Linked DNA regions of Homo sapiens: region 1 is linked to region 2. A link is an interaction called in ENCODE POLR2A ChIA-PET data of the cell type or tissue named here. Cell type or tissue: B cell. All regions are shown on one strand. Each heading gives the region's core, and the rest is flanking DNA. Links, peaks and the distances in the headings are about the cores only.

The links. Peaks named below come from ENCODE experiments on the same cell type or tissue, not always from the same donor. Only the 100,000 strongest peaks of a DNase experiment are listed, where the experiment ranks them.
Region 1: POLR2A ChIA-PET joins it to region 2 with 15 read pairs; 2 of 35 experiments call an interaction of 5 or more read pairs at or near these places.

The regions. Positions count from the first base shown.
Region 1 is chr2:96,005,873-96,015,890 of GRCh38, reverse strand. LOC124900512 (fumarylacetoacetate hydrolase domain-containing protein 2B-like) reads right to left here and starts at 5,147. Exons shown (of 4, transcript XM_047446740.1): 1 at 1,920-5,147; 2 at 566-782. The coding sequence starts at 2,269. It also overlaps the pseudogene FAHD2CP. RefSeq lists a silencer at 5,399-5,478 and an enhancer at 5,429-6,260. In B cell, for the core only: no CTCF peak of the experiment used is centred there; DNase peaks (open chromatin) are centred at 4,645, 5,377 and 5,900; H3K4me3 peaks cover 767 bases; H3K27ac peaks cover 399 bases.
Region 2 is chr2:96,223,725-96,233,742 of GRCh38, reverse strand. All of the region lies in intron 1 of STARD7-AS1 (STARD7 antisense RNA 1), which reads right to left. Among named protein-coding and RNA genes, the nearest start is that of SNORA112, 14 kb to the right of the region's middle. RefSeq lists an enhancer at 8,338-8,632. In B cell, for the core only: no CTCF peak of the experiment used is centred there; no DNase peak of the experiment used is centred there.

The DNA.
Region 1 (10,018 bases), core at 2,944-7,943, 220 kb after region 2:
ATAATATATTAATGGACACGCAAAGTCTTTTCTACATAAGGATGTTCATTGCGACATTTATTTATAGAAACAAAAAACTGGAAACAAGTATCCAGCAGTAAGGTACTCAGGAATATAAACTACCCTGTACATCACAAAACTCCAAGGTAACCTAAATATGTCAGGGAGAATATTTAATGGCATGAAAAAATGCTCCTGATGGAGTCTTAAGTAAAAGGTAAGTATATGTACAGTATAAACATATACAGGAGTGGAGAAACAATAGGAAGGTAGACAGAAAAACATTAATATTCTGAGCCATGGGCAGTGGGATTATGGGTGACATAATTTTTAAATGTTTATCTCTGTTTTATCTACAGTGAAGGTGTATTGCTTTTGTAACCAGGAAAACACGTACATTAACTTTTTTTTTCCAAGGCCAGTGTTACTACTGTGTGTATAATCCTGTAGAGTTTCTGTTGAATGCACTATTGAGCGAGAGGTGGCTCCAGTAGGCTCAATACTGAGCTCAGAATGCCCTTGTGATGGGCCCAGTGACTAGGGAGGGCAGTGGGGAGGCACTGACCTGGCTCTGTGGTGGGAGGACCACCTCATCATAGGGCCCCACGATGGAGCTGGCAAACTTGCTGAAGATGATGGGCTCCTTGGGCACGGGCACGTTCTGTTCTTTGCAGTGGTCCACATAATTCATGCCCACACACACCACCTTATCTGGCCATGTGACTGGAGCCAGGAAGGTTACCTCCGACCGTGGTAGGACTGGCAACTGGGCAGCCAAGGCTCTGTAGAGACCAGAGCAGGTGAGAGGGTCTGGCTGGGAACAGGTGGGCAATCCCGGGCAGGCTGGGCAGATCCTGCAGCAGCTAAAGGTTTTGCTTTCTGAAATCTATTTCCTAGCTCTATCAACCATCAGAGTCATTGTGAAAATCACTGACTATTGTCCTTTGCTATCAGAGCAGGGCTTTTATTTATCCAGTGTTGATTTCCTCTCCCCCTTAGGTAACTCATGTCCATGTAAAAGATACAAACTGGAATACATGGAAAGGTTTCCCTTTCCCCTTCCGGTTACCCCGTTCCCCTGGCTCTTCGCAGCTACTCTATGGATATTCTTCTCCCACCCTTTTGTATGCAAATGATAGCATACTATTCACATCTTTTAAAAAAACAACTGACTTTGGAGATCTCTGCTTAACAATATGTAACAATACATAGAGAGTGTCCTCTTTATTTCTTGTGGCTGCATATTACTGCTCTATAGAGATATACCCAAGTCCCTAATGAGGGACATGGAGTTTTCCAATCTTTGCAGATTATGGCAATATGGGAACATACTGTTAATACTGTGAGCTGTGAAACATTTGTATTTTTTTCCATTTTAATAGATGAAAATGACATCTTAAAGTATTTTTAATTTATTGTTCATCAGCTCCTTAGACCAGATTCTATAGGAGTCCAGGCTTCAGGGACACTCTCACCTAATCTAGTCCAAACCCAGGAACCAAGTGTCTTATAGAAAACCTCCTTGCAGTCCTCTCTCCTTGTAGGAGCTGGGAGTCTATATCACTCCCCCAGCTGCATAAGATGCCTTTTAGGACCCCCGGGCCCAGACCCGTCAGTCAGTCCAGGACTTCATTCCCAGAGGAGGCAGTGTGATGAAGTATAGAGTCCTGGTTCCAGCACCACATGTATGGCCTTCAAATTGTTAATCACCTCCCCTAGCTCTCAGTTTTCTCCTCTGAAAACTGAAGATGTTATTATATAAGATTTATAAGGATCTTTTAAGAGAATGGGAGAAAAGGAAAGGTGGGGTTACTCTGCTCCCTTGCAAAAGAGCTACCTGCTGGTGCTGTTTCCCAGAGCGGGGAGGATGTGGGGGGACCAGGGCAGCTGTGTCAGGGCGATGCTGCCCACTTACTTACCTTCTTGCCACTGAGAGGGTGGCCTCTCCCTGCTCTAGGAACTGCGTCATTGTCTTTGGGAGTGTGGGGTCAAAGGCATTGAGGTTGATAATCCCTCTACCATTCCCTGTCTCCAGGCCCAAGTGAGGCCCCACCAGGTGGGGTGCCCAGAACTGCACTAGTCTCATGTCTCTGGAGGGTTGAAAGGGCCACTTCTGAGCCTGCAGCAGAGCTGTGAGTAACCTTCTACCAGACACCACCATCAGAGCCTGCAGAGAAAAATGCAGGATCCAGGAGACGGAGGATCCCAGAGCCATCATCAGGATCTCTGAAATTCCTAGGGCTATATAGCCCAAGGCCCTTTGCCCCATCAACCGTTCCCTGCATACCACACGGGAAGTGGTCCAGGCTTGTATTTTACCTGCTATTCTTCATAAGGTGAAACTTTTCTACAGGAGCAACTACTACATGCTACGCAGTAAGTCCCAGGGATTCCAGTGTTCCTTCAACCAGTGCTTTCTGAAAGTTCCCACTGTGCTTGGCTCTGCTGTAGGTATTGGGGAAACAATGTAGGTGAAACTCAGCCCTGCCATTCTCCCTGCACAGGTCACAGATGTTAACAAGTGACGTAAGATTCAGCTATCAGGACTAATGCTGTGAAGATGGTCAGGGGCTCTACCCTTGTCTAGTTTCTGGAGGAAGTGATGTGAGCTGAGCTGGGCTAAATGAGCAGGACCAGGAATTAGCTGGGTGGCAGCCCAGCATGGGCAAGTGATGCTGGTGAAACTGGCTTCACAGTGGCCATAAGCCATTTTTTAAATGCTATTTTGGTCCTGTTAACCTCCAACTTAAAATGGTTTCCACTGCTCACATGATCAAGCTAGAACCTCTACCAGGCTGTCCTTGTCTTCTAGGAGCAGCGCCCCCACCTGCCTCTCCAGATAATAATTATTTCATTTCTCCTGATAGAGAACAAGTTGCCTGAGGGAAGAGGCTGCAGACAAACAGCAAGGTCTGGGCCTGACAGCCATCACTTGGTCATCTCCTCCCTGGATCCAGGGACATGTCTGTCTCTTTCACTGCCCAGCACTGTGCCTGGTGTACAGAAGGCTCTCAGTGACTTTCTGCTGAATGAACAAATAAGTGACAGAAGCAGAGGCTTGACATTTCACTACTTGGGAAAGCTTAGTGCTTGTTAACTTTAGGAGACATGGCTGTGCCTTTCCTCCTCAAATCACCTAGAAAGTATCCACAAGGGCCAGGCGCAGTGGCTCACACCTGAAATCCCTAGCACATTGGGAGTTCGAGGTGGGTGGATCACTTGAGGTCAGGAGTTCAAGACCAGCCTGGCCAACATGGCGAAACCCTGTCTCCCCTAAAAATGCAAAAAAATTAGCCAGGACTGGTGGCAGGCGCCTGTAATCCCAGCTACTAGGGAAGCTGAGATACGAGAATCACTTGAACACAGGAGGCAGAGGTTGTAGTGAGCCAAGAACATGCCACGACACTCCAGCCTGGGCAACAGAGCAACTCCAAAAAAAAAAAAAAAAAAGAAATTATCCACAGAGCTCAGGTCCTATTTTGAGTCCAAGGCTCCACTTAAAGACAAACACTATTCTCTTGTTTTGTTCTGAATCCAATTCTGGCCACTATTCCTTACCACATGGTGCCTTCCCTGAATGGTTCCTTGCTCTTACAACAAAGGCTGTTTGTATTGTACAGCCTTCTATGCCCAAAAATGTTGAGGCAGCTGAGCCCCAGACTCTTGGTCCTCGCCTGGAGATTCAATCTGCCTTGTTCAGTGAAAGACTCATTAGACTTAGGTCACCACTGTTGTGGCCCACCAGTTTGACTAGAAAACCGAGGGTTTTGACTTCTCTGCCCTGCTATCTTACACAAGCACCAACTGTGCCACTGTCAAAAGGCTGTTCGAGCCAAAGTGCACACACTCAGACACTCCACATGCTAACATAACAGTAACTGCTGCCGCTGAATGCCAACTATTAAGTGCTCTACCTACAATGTCCGATTTAATTCTTTTTTTTTTTTTTTGAGATGGAGTCTCGCTCTGTCGCCCAGGCTGGAATGCAGTGGCACGATCTTGGCTCACTGCAAGCTCTGCTTCCCGGGTTCACGCCATTCTCCTGCCTCAGCCTCCCCAGCAGCTGAGACTACAGGTGCACGCCGCCACGCCCAGCTAATTTTTGTATTTTTAGTAGAGACGGTGTTTCACTGTGTTAGCCAGGACGGTCTCGATCTCCTGACCTTGTGATCCGCCTGCCTCGGCCTCCCAAATTGTTGGTATTACAGGCGTGAGCCACCGCGCCAGGCCTGATTTAATTCTTGACGCTTGTGGAAGGTAGGTACTGTTAGTCCCATTTTACAGATGAAACAGTTAAGGCTTAAAGCGGTTAAGGGATTTGCCCAAGGTTACACAGTCTTAAAGCTAGGAAGGGAAGGAGCTGGGATGTGAATCCAAGTCCAGGTGACATTGAAGTCCTTGGTTCAGAAGCTTGTAATGCAAGCAAGAAAATCTAGCTTCAGCCCCATCTTCCTACCAAGGACATTTTAACCCAGAATGTTGTGGTGAGAAGTGGGGACCTTCCATAGGAAATCCTCCAAAGGCCCTAAAGATTGTAGTGAGAAGTAGGGACCTCCCACAGGAGATCCTGCAGAGGCCCTGCTAACAGCCATGCGTGGGGAAACTACAGGCGCCCTCTGGCTGTTGCCTCAGGGACGAGGCTGGTTACCAGCTCTCCAAGAGAACCCCAGGCCCCATTGACTGTTCCCTTCCCACATGACTCACACATGCAGGTTCATTCCAACCTTACAGCAATCCCCTCAGGTAAAGCGCCCTCACTTTACAGAAGAGGACACTGAGACTCAAAGGGATGACGTCAGGTGCCCAAGGTACTAGTCAGAAAGTGGCCCTGGGGCTTCTGCAACAACCACTATGTCACACAGTCCGAGCTCAATCCAACTCTGCAAGAGTCCATAAGCAAAGGGGCGGCGACGTGAGGTGGAAACAGTAGCCTGAAACGTGGGTGTGCACGTCGGATCCCATCCCACCGTCCACTCGCCTGGAAACCCCCAGTTTCCCCATATGCCCAGCTTCGTCCCCTGCAATTAGTGAGGGCTCACATGGGTCCGCCCCATCCGTGTGGTCGGAAACGGCCGGGAACCTGGTTCTAGTTCTGCCCTCCGCGGGAGACCTGCGCCAGGGACACCCTTCTGGCCTAACCCAGCCAGGCCTGGTCTACCTGGCGGCGGCGGCGGCGGCAGCCGGTCCTCCTGCGCTGAGTTAGGGCTCGCGGGGCGGGAGGTCAAGGGCAGCGGGCGCCTGAGCACTGGCACCAGTCACCGCATCCAGCCGGGGAACTACAGCAGCGGCGAAGTCACTGCCGCTCGGTGCGCACTCCAGCGAGAAGCGGGCGCGTCCGGTGACGTCACAGGCAACCACCCCTAGCAGGGCACCAATCCCGGAGGGGCGGGCCCAGTGCGGGGCGGGCGGCGCCGGGGGCTCTTCAGGCTCAGGGCATAGGCAGGCGCCGGCCGCGTTTTCTGGAGACGGTCGCTCTCGGAGGGACCCTGCAATTGCCCGAGACCGAGAGTGGGCGCTGCCTGAAAGTTTGTCCCTGGGCGCTTCGCTGGCCTCATCCGGTCTCGGCCCTGTTCTGGGCCTGGCGCCTTTCCCATTGTTGGGGAAAGTGGTCTAGGAGACCAAGGCAGCGTGCTGGGTGGGAGAGAATGATTTGTGGCTTCTGATTCTGACATATGTCGTTGAGGAGGGGAGGGATGAGTGACCCTGTTTTACTTATGGAGAACCTGGGGCCAGAGCTGTTTTCCCAGGGTGACACAGGCGGTGAGTAGTGGAGCTGGCATTCCTGACCCCAAAGCTCAGCGTTTCCCAGCCACTCCCAGCAGCCAGGCCTTCACCTGCACTGCTGGGCGCAGGTGGGGAAGTGGGGAAACGGTGCTCCATCCCCTGCAGAGGGCAGGCGTGCAGGGAGCGGAGGCTGAACTCCACAGACAGCTACTGCTCAGCTCTTCGGCTGCCGGCTTTGAAGAGTATGAGGGGCTCTGGGCAAGAGGCCCCCACATTACTCAAGGACCAGATCATCAAGAGCTTTACTTGTCCCACGAAGGAGTCTGGACCTTGTTTAAGTGCACAGGAGACCGCTGGAAGGTCCTCAGTGGCGTGCCATGGCCCGACTTCTATTTGAGAAGTTTTTCTCTGGCCACCTGTCTAAGGAAAGGTATCTGGGTGGGTGGTGCGGGTGAGAACAATGATGGTGCGGTGCTTGGCGGAGAAGGTGAGTGTTCATAGATGTTCAGGAGGAAGAACTGACAGCTCTGGATGACAGGAGGTGGAAGTGAGAAGGAAGCAGGTACAAGGCCGACTCCTGGGTCTCTAGCCTGGTAGGTGCAGGGCTGATCATGGAGACAGGGCTTCTGGAGGAGCAGCGGGTCTGGGGAGATGACAGTGAGCTCCAATTTGCATGGGACATCCAAAGGGCATTGAACAGTGGGCAGCTGGAGACGTGGGTCTGGAGCTTGGGACTTCAGTCTAGCTTACAGAAGGTCACCACCGATATAGAAATGGAACCTATGGCCGGGTGCAGTGGCTCACACCTGTAATCCCAGCACTTTGGGAGGCCAAGGCGGGCGGATCACGAGGTCAGGAGATCGAGACCATCCTGGCCAACATTATGAAACGCCGTCTCCACTAAAAATACAAAAAATTAGCCGGGCATGTTGGCGGGCGCCTGTAGTCCCAGCTATTCGGGAGGCTGAGGCAGGAGAATGACCTGAACCCGGGAGGCGGAGCTTGCAGTGAGCCCGGATCACACCACTGGGGGACAGAGCAAGACTCCGTCTCAAAAAAAAAAAAAAAAAAAAAAAGAGCCTATGGGGGTGGCTGTGATCAGGGGGATGTGCTGAGGAGAACCTGGCACAGGTGTTTCATTAAGCCATAGCTCCCAAAGACTTTCTGAAAAGCTAAGTTACAGCCTGAAAGAAAAGATCTTCAGAGGCTATATTTGATAAAAGACTTGTATCCAGAATATAGAAAGAGCACTTAAAATCAATAGATAAAATCAAACAATTCAATTTTTTAAATGGACAAAATATTTGAACAGACACTTCACCAAATAAGATATACAGACAGAAAATTAAGACATGAAAAGATGCTCAACATCATTAATCATTAAGGATATGCAAATTGCAAGCACAATGTGACACCGTCTCACACCTACTAGAATGGACAAAGAAGACTGATTATACCAAGTATTCACAAGAATGTGGAGGACCTGGGATTCTTGTACGCTGCTTATGGGATTATAAAATAGTATCACTACAATTGAAAATCATTTGGCAGTGTATGAAGAGTTAAACATACTCCTACCATATGACCTAGCCATTTCAATCCTAACTATTGACAGTATTGAGTTGTACCTTAGCCCTTTGCTCCTAGAAATAGTGAAGGTTAAGGAATCCTTCCACTCCTTTGTTCCAGAAAACACCCTACTGGAAAGAACCAGTGGCTTTCCATATAGCTTGAATAAGAATCCTGAATGTCTCCTCCTGACCAGACCATACACAGACCCTCTAAATTCCCATTCTTGACATCATAAATGATTAGCTGGACTGCTTGTCCCCACAGATCAATAAGAACAAAATGCCTGTAACCAAACCTTGGTTCAGATTCTCTCCTTCTCCAAGCCCCTGACCTTTGGCCCACCCGCAGCTTGTGCCAACCCACCGCCTTCCTGAGGGTCCCTCCTGAGAACAGGCTGTCTGCAGGGTAAGACCTGCTCGATCGTGACACTCTTGCTCAGCTCACTTTCCCATAACAGTTCTTTCTAGCCATGTTTACGCCTCCCTATACAAGGTCAGCCCTTTGCCTAACCTCTGAGACACTTGAGGATCACATCGTCAGACTGTCTCCTTATTGTAATAGTCCCCCCCCAACCCCCACAACAATCCTTTTGAATAAATTCTCTTTTTATGGAATCCAGATTTATATTTTTGTTTGATAGTAATTACATGAGAAATAAGAAAAATATGCTCATGCAAAGATGTATTCAGAAGTGTTCACAGCAGGCTTTTTGTAAAATCCCCAAACTGGAAACCACCCAATTTTCCATTAACAGGTGAATGTGTAAACACTCTGTGTATAGCCACACTAGGGAATACTACTCAGCAATAAAAAGGGACAAATTATTGATACAACATAGAAATATATCAAGATAATTATTTGGAGTGAAAAAGGGTAGATTAAAAATGAGTACATATTGGATGATTTCATTTATATGGAGTGTCCTTGAGGGATATCTTCAAAGACCCCTAGCAGATGCCTGAAACTGCAGATAGTACCAAACCCTACATCTGCCACGTCTTTTCCTATACATAGATGCCAGTGAACAAATTTAATCCAGATGAAGTTAATCTGGTGCTACACGGTTGCTGTCAATCAGAATACGTTTCTGTTGACATCTTCCACTCACAAATCTAATGCTTTTTCTACCCTAACTAAGCGCTTCTCACACACTGTAGCCATAAGTTTTGCATTTTGAGGTGTGACAGCAAAACTGGCACAAATTTCTTTTTCATTCTTCACAATTTCATGGATAGAAGATTCATTCTTTCTGTAGATCTTAGCAACCTCATTATGTGATTTTTTTTTTTTCCTGGCAGCTTGAGAGGGGCACATGTTAGCAAGAAGGAGCACAGCATCCCTGCCAAGTTATCTGTCCTACGTGTACCCTGGGTTAGACACACCCTCCTCTGGCTTGCTGTGGTCTGGCCTCACCCTGCGATGCAGGGGCTCCATCCACAGCCCTCTGTCCAGGAGCACCCAGGCTCTGCTTACATTTTTTCAGGGATAGGGAGGTCACTGCTGTGTGGGCGGCTGGGCCCAGTATTTTATGGGGAGGGGGAGAATGGAAGGCAACTCTGTCTTCAAGTGTCATCACTGTCCTGGGCGCATGGAGCAGCCCAGGTAACAACGTGCCCTCGGTGTTCCCTAATGCTGGGTAGTCCTTCCTGTCAGAATGTGCTTCCTGTGACAACCTGAAGCCTGTGACTCCTAGCTGGTAGAAATGTCTTCAGCTTGCCCCTGGAGCTGTGCAGAGCACATCTTGTCTTGCATTTTCTAAAATGTTTGAATAAAACCAGCATGTCATTCCTCTGCCACCTCTCCCCTACTTCCCTCACCTTTCTTAGACCTCACATCATTCTGATAATCTCCTTGGGGTAGATTCAGTCACCGTTGGTCATCACCAGCTGTGCCTCCTCCTGCTGGAGGATGGGGTGTTCACATCTAGCTGAACTAAGGCCTGGCCATCAGACTTGTTTTGGCCGATGCTATGTGGGCAGGAGCATCATAGACCCCTTACAAGGCTTCTGTAAAAGCCTGCCTGTGTTTGCCATGTCTCTTTTCCCTCTGCTACTAGATAGAATGCTCTAAATAAGAACCACTCTGTCAGCTTGTGTCCCAGAGTAAAAACGACATGGATCGAGCCACAGCCAACTCACATCGGATGTGGAATATGAGGGAGATGACACTGAGATTTGGGAGTCTTTTGTTATTGCAGCAAAACTCAGCCCATCCTGACTGATATGACTCATTTGCCAAAGTCTCTTAGAAAGTGGGATATCTCACCTTAAGAGGATGTGAATGGCCTGGAGTAGGATAGCATGCCCAATTCCTTGTCCAGAGATTACGGAAACATCTATGAGTTCAGCATCTCTTACAGAAGAACATGATAATTACCTTGAGTGCAACCCATTCCTTATGTATATGAAGAGCTGACAGAAAATGACTTCCTCATTCTTCACCTAAGCAAAAGAGCATCTACACCTGAAGAGACCACTTGCCCTTCACTGACATTAAATTTCATCCTACTGACTCTGACCTATCTCCTTAGGCTGTTGGGCTTATTTTTTGAACATTGTATTATGAAATTTTCAAACATACAAAAAAGTTGGAAAAAAAGTACAATGAAAACCTGTATACTCACCACCTAGACCTTACAATTTATGTTTTACTATAGTTTCCTTATCACATGTACATCTATCCTTCCACCTGTCTATCAATCCATCTTGTCTTTTGATGACTT
Region 2 (10,018 bases), core at 2,012-7,011:
TAATAATAATTCTAGCGCTTATTCCTTATACCCTGTAGAGGGTTCTACAGTTTGTAATGTATTTTAGCTTACACAATCTTATTTGAGTCTTACAACAACCTCTGAACACAAGTAAGGCTGGCATCATTATCTGTATTTCACAGATGAGGAAGCTGAGTTTCAGAGACAATACAAATTATGCTGAATTGAAAAAAAATGGAGGCCGGGCGAGGTGGCTCACGCCTGTAATCCCAGCACTTTGGAAGGCTGAGGCAGGTGGATCACCTGAGGTCGGAGTTCGAGACCAGCCTGACCAACATGGAGAAACCCCATCTCTACTAAAAATACAAAATTAGCTGGGCATGGTGGTACATGCCTGAAATCCTAGCTACTTGGGAGGCTGAGGCAGGAGAATTGCTTGAACCCGGGAGGCAGAGGTTGCAGTGAGCTGAGATAGTGCCATTGCACTCTAGCCTGGGCAAAAAGAGCGAAACTCTATTCAAAAAAAAAAAAAAAAAGACAAACCATATAAATGTTAGCCTCTACCTATAAAAGCAGTGAGCCAAAAGCAGCACTGCATTCCTGGAGAGATTGCAGAAATTAGTTCCACCACTAATCAATGATCTGAAAGACACAGAGCTGATGATTTCCATTCAGCTTAGCTCTCTAGCCTGTGCAGATCCAAGATGGATCCAAGAGAATGGCGTGGATTATTATAAACTCAATTAGGTTGTGACTCCAATTGCAGCTGCTATTCTAGGTGTGCCTTCATTCATGAAGCAAATCAATGCATCCCTTGGAGCAAAGTATGCAGCTATTGATCTGATGAATGCTTTTTTCCTCAGCAATTTTTAGTAAAGACCATCAAAAGCAGTTTGCTTTGAGCTGACAGGGCTAGCAATACCTATTCGTTATCCAAACTCAGGACTGTATCAATTCGCAGTCATCTGTCATCATCTAGTTTGTGGAGACCTTGTCCTCTTCTCTACTCCACAGGACATCACATTCATCTAATGTGTTGATAATATGCTGATTAGAAGTAGTAACTATTCTAGCCACCTTGACGAGATATATGTATGCCAGAGGGTGGGAAATAAATCCCACAAACATTCAGTGAACCTTCTGGGGGGCCTAACGGTCTGGGGCATGTTAAGCTGGGCCCTACTACCACTAAGAGGCACAATGCCCAGTGGTTTTGGATTTTGAAGGCAATGTATACCTCATTTCAATGTTCTTCTCTGACCCATTTTCTGAATAACTTAAAAGGCTATCAGTTTTGAGTGGGGCCCAGAAGAAAAGATGACATTGTCATGACAGTTCCTGACTTATGAAGGTTCAACTTAATTTTTTTTACTTCAGCAATGATGCGAAAGCGATGTGCATTCAGTAGAAGCTGTATTTCGAATGCTGGATTTTGATCTTTCCCTAGGTGAGTGATATGTGGTGCGATGCTCTCTCGTGATGCTGGGCAGCAGCAGTGAGTGCAGCTCTGCCAGCCACAGGATCACTAGGCTGGATGACCAATATTCTACAGTGGGCTGTATGGACGGATCACTTTGCCCAACTGTAGGCCAATGTAAGTGTTCTGGGCATGTTTGAGGTAGGCTAGGCTAAGCTATGATGTCCTGTAGGTTAGGTGTATTCAGGGCATTTGCAACTCAGGATATTTTCTTTTCTTTTTCTGAGATAGGGTCTCACTTTGTCTCACCAGGCTGGACTGCAGTGGTGCAAGCATGGCTCTCTGCACCCTCGATCTCCTGGGCTCAAGCCATTCTCCCACCTCAGCCTCCCACGTAGCTGGGACTACAGGCGTGTGCCTCCATGCCTGGCTAACTTAAAAAATTTTTTTTTTTGTAGAGACAATGTCTTGCTATGTTGCCCAGACTGGTTTCACACTTCTGGGCTTAAGTGATCCTCCAGCTTTGGCCTCCCAAAGGGTGGGGATTACAGGCATGAGCCATTGCACCTGGCGAAATTTTTATAATTGTATGTTGTCTCAGCATCTGTTTTAAATACAGGTTAGCCTTTCTCATATAAAAAGCAGGACTCAGTCACCCTTGACACATTGTCCAGTTCTCCACCTCCTCCTAGCTCCTCAGTGTGATCAATCTAGATACCTGCCTTATACAACCACCTCCTGATGACCACTTCCCTGTGGACACCTAGATACTACATATGTGACTTGCTCCAACCCCCTCGCCCCACATGGACTGCCCAGACATGCTGCAGTGACCACCTCTGAGTCACAGCATGACCCCATGATACTTGTGCCTGCTTGCTCTAAACTTACCAGTTAGAACTCCTATCGGATGCAGTGGCTCACGCCTGTAATCCCAACACTGTGAGTGGCCAAGGTGGGAGGACTGCTTGAGACAAGGAGTTTGAGACAGCCTGGGCAACATAGCGAGACCTTGTCTCTACCAAAAATAATTTAAAAATTAGCTAGGCATGGTGGCGCACTCCTGTGATCCCAGATATTTAGGAGGCTGAGGTGGGAGGACTGCTTGAGCCTGAGAGGTAGAGGGTGCAGTGAGCTGTGATAGCGCCAGTGCACTCCAGCCTGGGCAACAGAATGAGACCATTTCAAAAAACCAAAAACCCGCTGGGCATGGCAGCTCATGCCTGTAATCCCAGCACTTTGGGAGGCCGAGGCAGGAGGATCACCTGAGGTCAGGAGTTTGAGACCAGCCTGGGGAACATGGCAAAACCATGTCTCTACTAAAAATACACAAATTAGCCAGGTGTGGTGGTGGGCACCTGTAATCCCAGCTACTCGGGAGGCAGAGGCATGAGAATCACTTGACCCTGCAAGGCGGAGGTTGCAGTGAGCCAAGATTGCACCACTGCCTTCCAGCCTAGGTGACAGGGTGAGACTCTGTCTCAAAAAAAAAACAACAACAAAAAAAACAAAACCAAAAACCAACCCCCCCCCCACCAAAAACAAACAAACAAACAAAAAAAACAAAAACTCCTCTCAGGAAACCTGCTTGGGTAATGGCCTGGACCCAATACAGACATTAGCCCTCAGGCCCCTTGCTTTCTCTCTCATTCCCTGCTCCCCAGCTAAGCACGTGTGTCCTGGCCAGCTCTCTCCCCACTGGCCCTGAGAGGCGTGCTGCCCTCTTCTCTGTAAGAGCTCTGTAAGCAATACACTGCTTCTGTTACTTCATGTGTTTTGCTGTGTTGCCTCCTCTGCAACTCACCTGACCATCATACCTGAACCCAACTCTCATTCCATAGAGGGTTCTCCTACAGAGTGGCTATCTTGGTAGGAATAAACTGGACACAAGTCAGACAAGAGCCACACAGGTGTCTGCCAGTATCAACAAGTTTCCTGTGAGACGGACACCTGGTCATGGGTCTGACACTTAGGAATTAGGCCATCTGCCAGATAATGAAGTATCCTGTCAATGGCGCACTGCAAACATCCATGGCCAGCTCTCCTGGGGCCCTGGAGTCAGGACAGGGCTAGAGTTTACAGCCACTCTCCAGAAAGAGGCCTCAAGATGAAATCAGAAGAAACACAATACTATCTTCTGCAGGTAACTATTCTCCTTTTGAGATACAGCTTCGAGCATGTCACTTGGCCCTAGTGGACACTAAAGCCCTTGGCTGTGGGCCACCAAATTATCAAGTGTCCTGAGCTAAGCCTAAATATCATTATTTATTAATGATAAATTAAATTGGGTATTATATGACTCATCAAGCCAGAAAGTTGCACTCCATCTACTTAATGATGGAGTCATTATGAAATGGAAATGGTATAAATGAGATTGGGTCTGAGCAGGTCCTAAATGCAGAAGCAAGTTCTCTGAGTAACTACTCCTGCTACATTGCCTATTCTCTCTCAACCCACATCTATGGCCTCATGGGAAATCACCTATCACCAGTTGACCAAGGAGGTAAAAATTAAAAAAAAAAATTCAAGTCTGGCTGGGCACGGTGGCTTACATTTTATAATCTCAGCACTTTGGGAGGCCCAGCCGGAAGGACTGCTTGAGCCCAGTAGTTCGAGAACAGCCTGAGCAACATGGTAAGATCCCACCTATACAAAATAATAATAATAATAATAATAATAATAATAGCCGGGTGCAGTGGCATGCACCTGTGATCCCAGCTACTTGGGAGGCTGAAGCAGGAGGACCACTGGGGCCTAGGAGGTTGAGGCTGAAGTGCAGTGGTGATCGTGCCACTGCACTTCAGCCTGGGCGACAGTGAGACCCTGCCTAAGGAAAAAAAAAAAAAATTCAAGTCTGGTTCCTTGTTACAGATGTTTCTGCATCACATATTGTTATAACCCCACTCAAGGTGGTCCTGAGAACAGTGGTCAAAGGAAATCTTCCGAGTGGGCAAAACTTTGATTGGTGCATGTGGTTGCTCATTTTACCTAGAAGGAGAGATGGTCAGAGTTGTAGCTCTACATTAGAGAAACATGATTGGAAAAGGGTAAAAGTTTGAATGCTTTGTCATTAAAACTGGGAACAAGTGAAGGGTGTCTACTCTCACTACTTCTATCCAACATTGTATTGAAGGTTCTAGTCAGTGAAATAAAGCAAGAAAAAGAAACAAGTACAGTGCTATGGCTTGAATGTCCTCTCCAAAACTCATGTTGAAACTTGATCCCCAATGTGGCAGTGTTGAGAGGTGGGGCCTTTGAGGGTGATTGGATCAAGAGGGTTCTACCCCCATGAATAGATTAATTCATAGATCAGTATATTAAAGGGTTAATGAATTAATGGGTTATCATCAGAGTGAAACTAGTGACTTTATAAGAGGAAGAGAGACGTGAGCATAGCACATTAGTACGTTCAGCCCCCTTGCCATGGGACACCCTGTGGCCACCTCAGGACTCGGTAGAGTCCCCATCAACAAGAAGGCTCTCACCAGATATGCCCCCTCAACCTTGGACTTCTGAGAACTCCATAACTATAAGAAACAAATCTTTTTTCTTTTTTTCCCTTTAAAAATGTGTATAAATATAAGGGATACAAGTGCAGTTGAGTCACATGAATATACTGCATAGTGGTGAAGTCTAAGCTTTTAGTGTCACCATCACCTTCTTTTTCTCTATAAATCACCCAACTTCAGGTATTCTGTTATAAGCAACAGAAAATGGACTCATACATACAGACTGGAAAGGAAGAAGGAAAATTGTCTTTATTTGCAGAAAACATAATTGTGTATATAAAAAACTCTAAGGAATTTATCAAAATAAGCTATTAGAACTAATAGAAAGATTGTGGGACAGCTGGGCGCAGTAGCTCACACCTGTAATCCCAGCACATTGAGAGGCTGAGGCAGGTGGATCATTTGAGGTCAGGAGTTCGAGACCAGCATGGCCCATATGGTGAAACCCTGTCTCTACCAAAAATACAAAAATTAGCCGGGCATGGTGGCACATGCCTGTAATCCCAGCTACTCAGGAGGCTGAGGCAGGAGAATCGCTTGAGCCTGGGAGGCAGAGTTTGCGGTGAGCTGAGATCGTGCCATTGCACTCCAGTCTGGGTGACAGAGTGAGACCCTGTCTCAAAATAAATAAATAAATACATAAATAAATAAATAAATAAATAAATAAAAGAAATAAAGATTGTGGAATACAAAGTCAACATAAAAACTATTATATTTCAGCTGGGCACAGTGGCTCACACCTATAATCCCAGCACTGTGGGAGGCCAAGGCGGGCGGATCACCTGAGGTCAGGAGTTCGAGACCAGCCTGACCAACATGGAGAAACTCTGTCTCTACTGAAAAATACAAAACTAGCCGGGTGTGGTGGCACATGCCTGTAATCCCAGCTACTCAGGAGTCTGAGGGAGGAAAATCGCTTGAATCCGAGAGGTGGAGGTTGAGGTGAGCTGAAATCTCCTCCGTTGCACTCCAGCCTGGGCAAAACTCTGTCTCAAAAAACAAACAAACAAACAAACAAAAAAAACCTTTTATATTTCTATATACTAGTATTGAAGTATTGGAAATTGAAAAATTTAAAATACCACTTGCAACGGGACCAAAAATCAGAAAAACACTTAAGGATAAATTAAACAAAATCATGCAAGACCTATACACTAAAGCTAAAAAAATGGCTGAGAAAGTTAAATGGAGGAATAAATAAATAAGAGATATGCTATGTTCATGAATTGGGAAGACTCCATATTGCTAAGACATCAATTCTCCCCAAATTAAAGATTCAATGCAGTCCCAATCAAAATCTGATCAGGCATTTTTTTGGGGTAGAAATTGACAAGGTGACTCTAAAATGTATATGGGAACACAAGGGACTCAGAACAGGCAAAAAACGTTGCAAAACAAAAAACCAGGTTGGAGGACTTATATTTAATTGATTTCAGTACTTACTTTATAGCTACACTAATTACTTTATTAGCTACACTAATCAAGATAGGGTGAAACTGGCATAAGGACATATAGATCAATGAAACAGAGTCTAGAAGTAGGCCCACACATATATGGTGAACTGGGTTTCAACACAGTGCAAAGGCCTTTAGAATGGGGAGAAAAAGATAATCTTTTCAACAAATTATGTTACAGCAACGTGATATCTATATGGGGAAAAAATGAACCCCTATCCTTACCTGATATCATATATAAAAATTAGCTCAATATGTATCATTGATATAAGTGTAAAAATGAAAACCATAACATTTCTAAAGGAAAACATAGACCTCTGTTATGTTTGGATAAGCAAAGATTTCTTAGATAGGACACAAACCATTAAAATTTTTTTTTTGATGCACTGAACATCATCAAAATCAAATATTTGTATTCTTCAGACACAAGTAAGACAATGAAAAGGCAAGCCTGGAACTGGAGAAAATATTTTCAAAACATATCTGAATAAAGGGCTTGTATCCAGAATATATAAACAATTTAAATAATAAAAAATAATTTTTTTTAAATTTAAAAACGGGCAAAATATTTCAAAAAACAAGTCATAAAAGAGAAACAAATGGTCAATAAGCACATGAAAAAATGCTTAACAAGACTACTCAACAAAGAAGTACAAATTAAAATCACAATGAGGCCAGGCACAGTGGCTCACGCCTGTAATCCCAGCACTTTGGGAGGCTGAAGCAGGTGGAGGATTACCTGAGGTTAGGAGTTCGAGACCAGTCTGGCCAACATGGCGAAACCCTGTCTCTACCAAAAATATAAAAATTAGCTGGGTGTGGTGGCACATGCCTGCAATCCCAGCTACTTGGGAGGCTGAGGTAGGAGAATCACTTGAACCCGGAAGGTGGAAGTTGCAGTGAGCTGAGATCGTACCATTGCACTCCAGCCTGGGCAACAGAGCAAGACTCCATCTCAAAAAAACAAAACAAAACAAAAACAACCAAAAGAAAAAACACAATGAAGTATTACTATAAGGCCGGGTGCGGTGGCTCATACCTGTAATCCCAGTACTTTGGGAGGCCAAGGTGGGTGGATTACCTGAGGTCAGGAGTTCGAGACCAGCCTGGCCAACATGGTGAAGCCTCATCTCTACTAAAAATACAAAAAATTAGCTGGGCGTGGTGGCGGGCACCTGTAATCCCAGCTACTTGGGAGGCTGAGGCAGGAGAATCACTTGAACTCAGGAGGAGGAGGTTGCAGTGAGCCGAGATCGCACCATTGCACTCCAGCCTCGGCAACAAAAGCGAAACTCCGTCTCTAAATAAAATTTAAAAACTGACAATATGGAGTACTGGCAAGGATGCAGAATAATCAGAACTCTTATACACTGCTGGTGGGAATACAAAATGATAAAACTACTTTGGAAGCAGGTTAGCAATTTCTTAAAAGGTGAAACACTGCCACTGCACTCCAGCCTGGGCAACAGAGCAAGACTCCGTCTCAAAAAAAAAAAAAGTGAAACACCATAAAACCTAGCAATTCCTTTTCTAGGTATTTACCTGAAAGAGTTGCATGCAAATATTCATAGCAGCCCAACCTGGAAACAATCCAAATGTCCATCAAATGGATAAACAAATGTCAGTATATTCATACAATGGGATAGTAAGCTACAAACTACTGATACAACAAAATAGATGAATCTCAAAACCATTACACTAATGGAAAGAAGCCAGATACAACATACTATATGATTTCATTCATATGAAATTCTAGAAAAGACAAAACTATAGTGATAGAAAGCAGATTATGGCTGTCAAAGGCCAGGGGTTGGGGAAAGGGACTGGCTGCGAAGGGGCACAGGGAACTTTTCAGAATGATGGTAATGTAATGTTTCACAGCATAATTGTGGCAGTGAATCTATGATTACCCCTTGACTGCCTGGAGAGTTTCCCTTTTGCAGCATAGGAAGAGAGAACCCAAGTGAAGGCCAACTGACTCCTTGAGTTGAGGACAAGGAGTTGGAAAGTCATAGAGAAGTTTGAGAAGCTGTTGCCTCTGTGGGTGTGAGGCCCTTGCTGGTCATTAGGCTCGTAATACAGGAAGAAGTCCTGGAACTAAAGCAGAGAAGAGTCAGTACAAGCTGGAATGAGCCAGTTACCTCTGCCTTTATTTATCACTCCATCTGACTGTGGAGTTTCCAAAAGTATAACGGCCCTGTTTCACTTCTGCTTTCCAAACAAGTTTCTGTTTGGCCAACTCTATATGTGGAGGAGAATTCTGGGAAATACCTAGCTTGACCAAGTTGACAATAGAACAATACGGCATCCACACACAAAATTTAAAGAACCATCCTTCATTACAAAGTACTTACATAACTTTTCTTAGTGTTATCTCAATAAAAACGAAAAATAGGAGATCTGATGATCAACACTGTATTTTCTAGCCTAATAATATTCAACTAATAATACTAATTGAAAAGAATTATCAGTTTTACCTATCTCATTATGAGAAGTGCCCAACATATTTTTATAATTTTGTTTTTTGAGACGGAGTCTTACTCTGTTACCCAGGCTGGAGTGCAATGGTATGATCTCGGCTCACTGCAACCTCCGCCTCCCAGGTTCAAGAGATTCTCCTGCCTCAGCCTCCCGAGTAGCTGGGATTACAGGCAACTGCCACCAAGCTCAGCTAATTTTTTGTATTTTTAGTAGAGACGGGGTTTCACCGTGTTAGCCAGGATGGTCTCAATCCCCTGACTTTGTGATCTGCCTGCCTTGGCCTCCCAAAGTGCTGGGATTACAGGTGTAAGCCACTGCACCTGGACACATTTTTATGATTTTTAATGACATTTGAGATACATGTTGTTTTAATCTTTTTTTTTTTTTGAGATGAAGTCTCACTCTTGTCACCCAGGCTGGAGTGCAGTGGCATGATCTCGGCTCACTGCAACCTCTGCCTCCCGGGTTCAAGCAATTCTCCTGCCTCAGCCTCCTGAGTAGCTGGGATTACAGGCACGCACCACCATGCCCGGGTAATTTTTGTATTTTTTAGTAGAGATGGAGTTTCGCCATGTTGGTCAGGCTGGTCTTGAACTCCTGACCTCGTGATCCGCCCACCTCAGCCTCCCAAAGTGCTGTGATTACAGGCATGAGCCACCGCGCCTGGCTTGTTTTAATCTTGTATGCTAATAATAGAAATAAAAATTCAGTCCAGAAAAATAATGAACCCTTAAAGACTTATAAGAAATTTTAAAAAATTTTTAATTTTTATTTTGTGTGTGAGAGACAGGAGCATATGATGGGGGATCAATAAAGAATTTATGGATGGGCACAGTGGCTCACACCTGTAATTCTAGCACTTTAAGGCCGAGGCGGGCATATCTTCTGAGGTCAGAAGTTCGAAACCACCCTGGCCAACATGGTGAAACCCCATCTCTAATTACAAAAATCAGCCGGGCATGATGGTGCACACCTGTAGTCCCAGCTATTCAGGAGGTTGAGGCAGGAGAATCACTTGAACCTGGGAGGCGGAGGCTGCAGTGAGCCAAGATCATACTGGCTGGGTGTGGTGGCTCACGCCTGTAATCCCAGCACTTTGGGAGGCCGAGGCGGGTGGATCACTTGAGGTCGGGAGTTCAAAACCAGCCTGACCAACATGCAGAAACCCTGTCTCTACTAAAAATACAAAAAATTAG